Linked DNA regions of Homo sapiens: region 1 is linked to region 2. Evidence: chromatin contacts called from ENCODE Hi-C or POLR2A ChIA-PET data. All regions are on one chromosome and are shown on one strand. The core of a region is the stretch at or near the end of the contact, and the rest is flanking DNA. Distances in the headings are between cores, read along the strand shown.

Region 1 (3,527 bases), core at 791-3,290, 540 kb after region 2:
AAGTCCCTGCCCTCATGGTCTTTATATGGAAGTTTTGGCAAAGGCTCCAAGACAGTAGAAAATACATCCCAAGTGGGAAGGAGTCGTGGAAAAAGGAGAGGAAAGAAAGCCCACTTGCTTGTGTGCCTCTAAAACCCGGAGTACTGATATTGTCTTTATTTATAATTTTGATATTTTGCTTATAATTTTTTTGCATTAATATGGATTTTTTTTAAAAAAACAACATATTAAAACATAATTTATCCTGATTACTGCCTAATATACGTATCCACAGTATAAAATGGTTCTGAGGTTGAGAGTAGGCAGATTTCTTCAGAAGAAGCTGCAACTGTGCTGTGGCTCCTACCTCCTCTACCTCCCACCAGGGAAAGCCCAGACACTTAAAGAAGCTTCAGTAAGATTACTCTAAGGGCTTACTCTGGATGTCCTGTGCTTAGGGGACACAACACACTGGCCCACAGTGATAAATCCAAGGGATGGGCGACTCGGGGGCTGGTCTGCAAACCCAGCCTGGACAAGATTGCATGAATATTTTCTGTGAACCAGAGTGGGGAGGGAACACAGGAGAGGAAGAATTTTTGTAGGGTCACCTTGGGTCCTGTCTGGGAAGATAGCCAGGAGTAACTGGAGTGGTCTTGGCTGGAGGATGACTACATTTCTAGGGGCTGAGGGAGGTAAGGAAGGACTCAGTTCCCCAAGCCTTTCCCCCTGAGAGTTCACACTCCCCGTGAAAGGACTACACAGGGAAGAGTATGTACTCCCGTGACCCAACACTGGCACTTGCTGCATGTGGCAGATCTTTAGTATTACGTTGATGCAAAAGTATTTGCGATTTGCCCATTACTTTTAAAGGCCAAAACAGCAATTACTTTTGCAGCACCATAATACTTTTTTGTTATCGGAGTTCTTGCAGGTAACCACAACCAGCAAGTGCTAGTGTGGGGTCACCACTGAAGGGCAGAACTTTCCAGCTTTGTCACCAGTGCTCCCACCCTGGGCTGCCTTCTGGAAAAGTCAGAAACCTGGGAAAGCAAGAAGGGAAAGGAGGAGGACAGGGCCAAGGACAGAAGGAGAGGAGAAGCTACCGGGACCCCTTCCCTGTCTAAACCCCACCCCCAAGACTCAAGATCAAGGCGAGGAAGATGTGCCTCAATTTAAAGTCAACACTGAAATTTTGACTATAGGACTTGCCTTTCAATTGCAACACGGTCATTGTTTCGTTATTAGAGGTGATTATTTTCATTTTTTAGAAAACCTAAATGTGACCAAAAAGTCCTTATTAGAGGGAAGAACTTAAAAGGACAATGGGTGACAACATTTTTAGATATTGATGAGTGTTATACATAACAATAATATAAGATGGTGGGAATTGTGGAGAGGGAGCGCTTTTCTTGGGTAGTGTGATCAGAAAAGATTATCCGGAAATGACATTTGAGTGGAGGCCTGAATGAGTGGACAGCAGACGCTGCTGAGATGAGGGGGAGTGAGCTATAGGATCAGGAGTGAGAATGGCCACTTTCTGCCCTTCTCAGAGGTAAAATTACGAATGTAATTTCCTAATTACCCGATGAAACATATTTTGAACTAGAACACAGATGTTTGGGAAAACCTCCAGCAAATTGACTTAATCTGATTGATTTTCTGATTTAGTGTTTTTCTAAGCAAGAACTGCACCCGTTGTGACAGAAGAGGCGCTAAAGCTGCAAATTCCTGGGCCTCGACCCACTAGTTCCTAATCAGAAACTCCAGGGTGGAGACGCAGGATCTGCATCCCTGGGATCACACTGCCTTTCGAGAACCATCCACCTGCCAGCTCCAAGTAGGTCGAGGGAGCAGCGGCACCTGGGATCCCACCGGACCGGGAAGAGTCAAATCCAGGTTTCTCCCTGCTTCACCAAAAGGCCCCCTGCCTCCACCGCAACAGGAACAGTCTCTGTCTGGGAACTGCGGTTGCCTAAGGCTCGGTTTGCTCTTCAGCACTCCGGTCCCCCAACACCGCGTCAGGCGGCGCCCAGCCTCCCGGGGACTCGCAGACGCTCACTCCCCAGACCACAGCGACACCTGCCGAGGCCCCGCGGAACCGCGCTGCACAGCAACCCAGCGCGGCGGGGGGAGTGGCCTGGGGCCATTCTCCGGCCCCCACCCCCCGCCCGTGACCACCGTGCGCTGCCAGAGGGGAGGCTGCGGGAATGGCCAGCGAGGTCTCGCAGGGGGACTGGTTGTCTTTTAGGAAATCAAGGGGCCAGCGCCCCCAGTGCCGGCTGGGAGATGCCTTCAGAGTTCGAAGAGAAAAGATGCGACCTTCAATCCGCTCCATTCTCCGTCAGACAGGCCCTGCGGACGGAGCTCCTGCCACCGCTGCAGCCCCATGATGTGTGCTCCTACGCCCCGCCCCGCTGCAGCCCAGCCCACCCCACCCCCATACGGAAATCCTGCAGGAGAAACTGAAACACTAGCGACAGTGGGACATATCCCCGGGAGCAGTTGCGGGAGGGAGAGAAGGAAGGAGCAAAGGGGAAGAGGAAGAGAGAGAGAGAGCTCAAGGGAGCCTTCTTGGAAAGGTTTAACCCGACAGCTTGAAGGCGGCGGGTAGTAAAGCAGCGAACTGGTGAACGGGCGTCCTGACCCGCCACACTTCCCTCACCGACACCCCTCATCCGCGATACCCCACAGGACAGGATGTCCAGCTGCCCTCACTTATCGTGCCCCTGGGCATTTGAGGGGTTCAGAGAGAGAAACGCAGTAACTTATTACCCTCACATGATATATTTTCACTTTCTTCTCCTGATTGTCAGCTCAATTAGATAAGGGACCTTGTGTTTTATTCCGTTGTACCCCGTGCCTGACACATGGTAGCTGCTGGATAGAGATTTCTTCGATGATTGATTATAAAACACACTAATTTAGAGCTTACTATGTTATAAGATCTCCATCTTCAGTGACTCACTTATTCCTCACAAGAAGCCTAGGAGGTAAGGTTTTCCAATAAGGAGAGCCAGGCACCCCATAATGAACGTGCACGGTGTCACATTCCCAGCAAGTGCCGAAGCTGGGGTCAGATTCAGGCAACCTGGCCCAGTGCCCTCACAGTTCATCCGGCCTCCACATGGCCATTTTGTCCATGAATAAATGAATAAGTGAATGAGTGTATGCTAATTTTGATGAGTTGTCTGGGAAAATGTACAGGTTTTGGGGCTGGAAAAAGGTCTTAGTCATGACGGGGACCCTTTCTGATCGAGTGCTGGGGAAGAACTAGAACTCCTGGGGCCCCCAGGCTCTGCTACCTAAGTGCTGCGGAATCTTGCATATGGTCACCAGCCTCTGGTAGCTTATTACTTTGAGCAGTGCTGGTGGTTCTCAAATTTGTCTACATGTTAGAGTCACCCTGATGAGATTTTCTTTAAACCCAGTGGCTCAGGTCACCCCCTCCCCACACTACCTGAAATTAGAATCTTTCGGGGTTAATCCCAGACATCAGTTCAGCTTCAAATTTCTGAAATTTTCCCGGGTGGTTCCAATGTGCCATC
Region 2 (3,294 bases), core at 781-3,280:
TTCTGGTGAGGAAACTCAGGCACCTAGAAAATAGAAATGGAATGCAAATTCAGTTGGTATAGCTCCACTCTATTCAGTAGAAATCTAGCCTGTATCTCCAATATGAGGGTAGAAACTTAATCTGTTTTGTTTTCTGTTATATTTCCCAGCACCTAGAACAGTGCTTGGCACTTAGTAGGCATTCAGTAAAGATTTGTTAGACAAATGAATGAACTCAGCACAGCACATGGCACATAATTGGTACTTGATCAATGTTAGCTATTATTATTGAGAAAAAATACATAAAACTTGGGAACAAGGTAAAGCCATGTTCATTCACTGTCACATTGAAACACTGCTTCACCGGCCAATGAAAGGATTATTAATTATTTAGGGAAAAGTATCTTTTTTGGACTCATTAACTACTACTGATCGAAGTCTCAAACTCTGAAGTTACGTTTTTATTTACAGATTTTTGTTCAATACAGATGTAATTTATTTTGGAAAAACAAATTATTTTTTAAAAAACAAAGGATTATTTTGCCCTGTATGACATTAGTGAGTGTTGTTTTGAACCTAGCAAGCTGACTCATCCTGTCTTCCTCCAATGCTGCTAAATTTCTTTCTCGAACTGTCCTTGGAACTTACATCATTTTGTTGCTTTCCTCATTTATGAGTTAAATCAATCTTTGACATATCTTCATCTTATATTTCGAGTTACATAGTTAACTTTTTGGAAATTGCACTTTAAAGTTAGCATCATTTAAAAAATTTTCCTGCTAGATTTGAAAGTGGTTATTCACTTTCAATTTAATTCAACTATTATTTACAGAATTCCCGGTTTTCTAGGTTACAGGGATGTGAAGCTGGAATATAAGAGGGGAGAGAAGGAACTGGTGATTGCCAGCCTTGTATACCAGCAACTGGGAGCCCCAAAGATTATTATGGACAATATAAAGCAGCCTTGACAGGTTAGAAGTCATTATCAAAGTTTTCCAAGGCCCTGTGTTATTTCAAGATTCTGATCACATAACTGGAAACTTGTCGATGGTTTTCAGGGGCAGTTAATATCCTGCAAAGAAAAAAATTGTTGAAGCCTCATCTTCTGGAAATGTCTGTCAACATTCAGGTATTAAATGGATTATTGTGGGCAACAGTCCTTCAGTAGCCCCCATGGAAGGGGTGGGGATTGAAGACTTTAGTTTGAAATAAACAATTAACAAAGGAGACTTAAAAGTTTAGTTGAGGACTCCTCCTCAAAATTCTGGTTGCTTTAATAATTAGAATTTCCATAAGAGTCTCAACGAAAGCCACTAATGGACCGCAGTGAAATCCTATTTCAGTATCATGAAACTGTTTTTAATCTGAAGCTTTTTCTCTTTGACCTTTTTACTCTTGAATTAAATGATAAATCTATAGATTTTCGGAACATTTTGGAGATCACGAAAGGGCACTGTGCGTTCTCTTACTGGGTGTACTGAAGTTCCAGTAAGTTTCAGGTTGAGGATGGCAATCAGGAGGACTTCGAATACTTAGATCTTGGATTCCCACAACTAGGAAAGTTGAATTGCAGGACTGGCTCTCTTCTGGTAATATTTGGACACCTTGGGAAAGGTGAATAACAGCCTTCAACTTGGGCCCCGAAACTTCTCTGTTACTTATTTTTGTAACTTAGTTCCTTGCCCATAAAACAAAGACTGACCAGTCAGAGACTTGGCTTTCTACGGATTATGTCAACTAGTCAAGGTAAGAGATTAGCACGGACCTTGGCACAAGAGAGCATTGCTTCATCCAGAGCACTTAACCAATGCTGGGATCTCCACCAAGTGTCCAGTAGGCGAAGGAGCCGGAGGGCAGTGGAGCGAGCGCACTGGGGGCTCAGACCCACCCCGGACACGCGGCTTCTCGGCCGTGTTCGGGACCTAGAGCCCGAGGGCCTCTCCCCTCGGCCTTGGCCTTGGCGTATACTGGGCGGTGGCGCGGTGCGCTCACTCCGCCCCCAGCGGGCTGGGGCGGGGACACCGTCCCCCGGGAAACGGGACGCGCTGCTTGTCCCAGGCCTTCGCTTCGGCCTGCGAGGCTACAGCTGTGCGCAGTGGCGCGGCTGCTAAGTAGCAGCAGGTGGGAGACTAGGGTCTGCGCTCGCGGCGACCGCGGAGGAGGGTGGGCGCCTGCGGAGGTGTCCTCGCTCACTTCGGGGGGCCCAGAGTCTCGGGTGAGGAGCCAGCCGGCCTCGCGTTCCCTCGGACGGTTGCCCAATGGCAGCCCAGGTGGCAGCCCGGGAGGCGCGAGACTTCAGAGAAGCCCCGACCCTTCGCCTAACCTCGGGGGCCGGCCTGGAGGCAGTGGGCGCTGTGGAGCTCGAGGAGGAGGAGGAGAACGAGGAGGAGGCGGCGGCCAGGAGAGCGCGGAGTTTCGCCCAAGACGCGCGGGTGCGCTTCCTCGGCGGCCGCCTGGCGATGATGCTGGGGTTCACGGAGGAGAAATGGAGCCAGTATTTGGAAAGCGAGGACAACCGGCAGGTTCTTGGGGAGTTTCTGGAAAGCACCAGCCCGGCTTGCCTTGTGTTTAGCTTCGCCGCCTCGGGGCGCCTTGCGGCTTCCCAGGAGGTAAGAGGCGACGGGCAAGGGGACCTGCCCATCCAACAAAACTACCCAGGGGAGACAGCCCAGTCGCTCCCCTTTGGATTCCCGCGGGGCGCTCACTCGGGCACTTTAACAAACTTGGCTTGAAGTCCCCATCCTGAGGCCCGCAGGACTCCTCCCCACGTGCACCCACTCTGCAGTTCAGCAGCTGCAGGTTAGTTTCCTAAGTCAGCAGTTTGTATCTGACCGAGAATCCCGCGTTGAGCCTGTTCGACCAGGATAACCCAAGAACACCAGCGCTTTCTTTAGCTGCTTGGGTGTTAGGCGCCAGGTGGGCTTTCTGTGCCAAAAAACTTGCGTTTCAGTTGCTCTTGGGTCACTCTGGAGTCACATCCTTTAAAAAATGGGGTGTTTGGCAGAGCGCATGTAACTCGTCACGTATTTTGATTACGTGCCAACAACACTTCACCCCAGGCAAAAACATTAAGTCCTTAAAAAGGAAGGCCCCTGCAATCTCCGCACACATGGGTGTTTACTGAACATTTAGAGGGAACAGTTCCCTCCTTTCTTCTTTTTCTTCCTTTTCTTTTTGAATTTCGATGATTTGTCCACTAAAAGGTTAACGTATCACCTAACGTACAGCACTTGTATTTAGTATTTTTCAAGTATGATGAGTTTGGAGCAAGATTCACAATTTTTAAGTAGCGCAATGCTCAGTTTAACATGTTAT

What was found. Hi-C counts contacts between places; a loop is a spot of excess contacts on that map. ChIA-PET counts read pairs that join two places held with the same protein, here RNA polymerase II (POLR2A). Pooled maps may share reads with other maps.
Region 1: a loop to region 2 is called in a map of A673, with 2.8 times the contacts of the local background. The contact joins the enhancer-like site here to the promoter of DNAH11 in region 2. A Hi-C loop is called at or near these places in 1 of 168 maps with a recorded cell type or tissue (A673) and 5 of 50 pooled maps. POLR2A ChIA-PET finds 5 or more read pairs at or near these places in 1 of 52 experiments (WTC11).

Annotation. Positions count from the first base shown.
Region 1 is chr7:22,080,996-22,084,522 of GRCh38, forward strand. No RefSeq gene overlaps it. Among named protein-coding and RNA genes, the nearest start is that of CDCA7L, 140 kb to the left of the region's middle. RefSeq lists enhancers at 736-880, 2,737-2,881 and cis regulatory regions at 808, 2,809. Within about 2 kb of position 2,041, at least 32 of the 41 ENCODE cell types and tissues checked have a DNase peak (open chromatin) inside an H3K27ac peak, as active enhancers do.
Region 2 is chr7:21,541,009-21,544,302 of GRCh38, forward strand. It overlaps DNAH11 (dynein axonemal heavy chain 11), which reads left to right and starts at 2,031. Exons shown (of 82, transcript NM_001277115.2): 1 at 2,031-2,588. The coding sequence starts at 2,238. RefSeq lists an enhancer at 1,353-1,854 and a silencer at 1,903-1,952.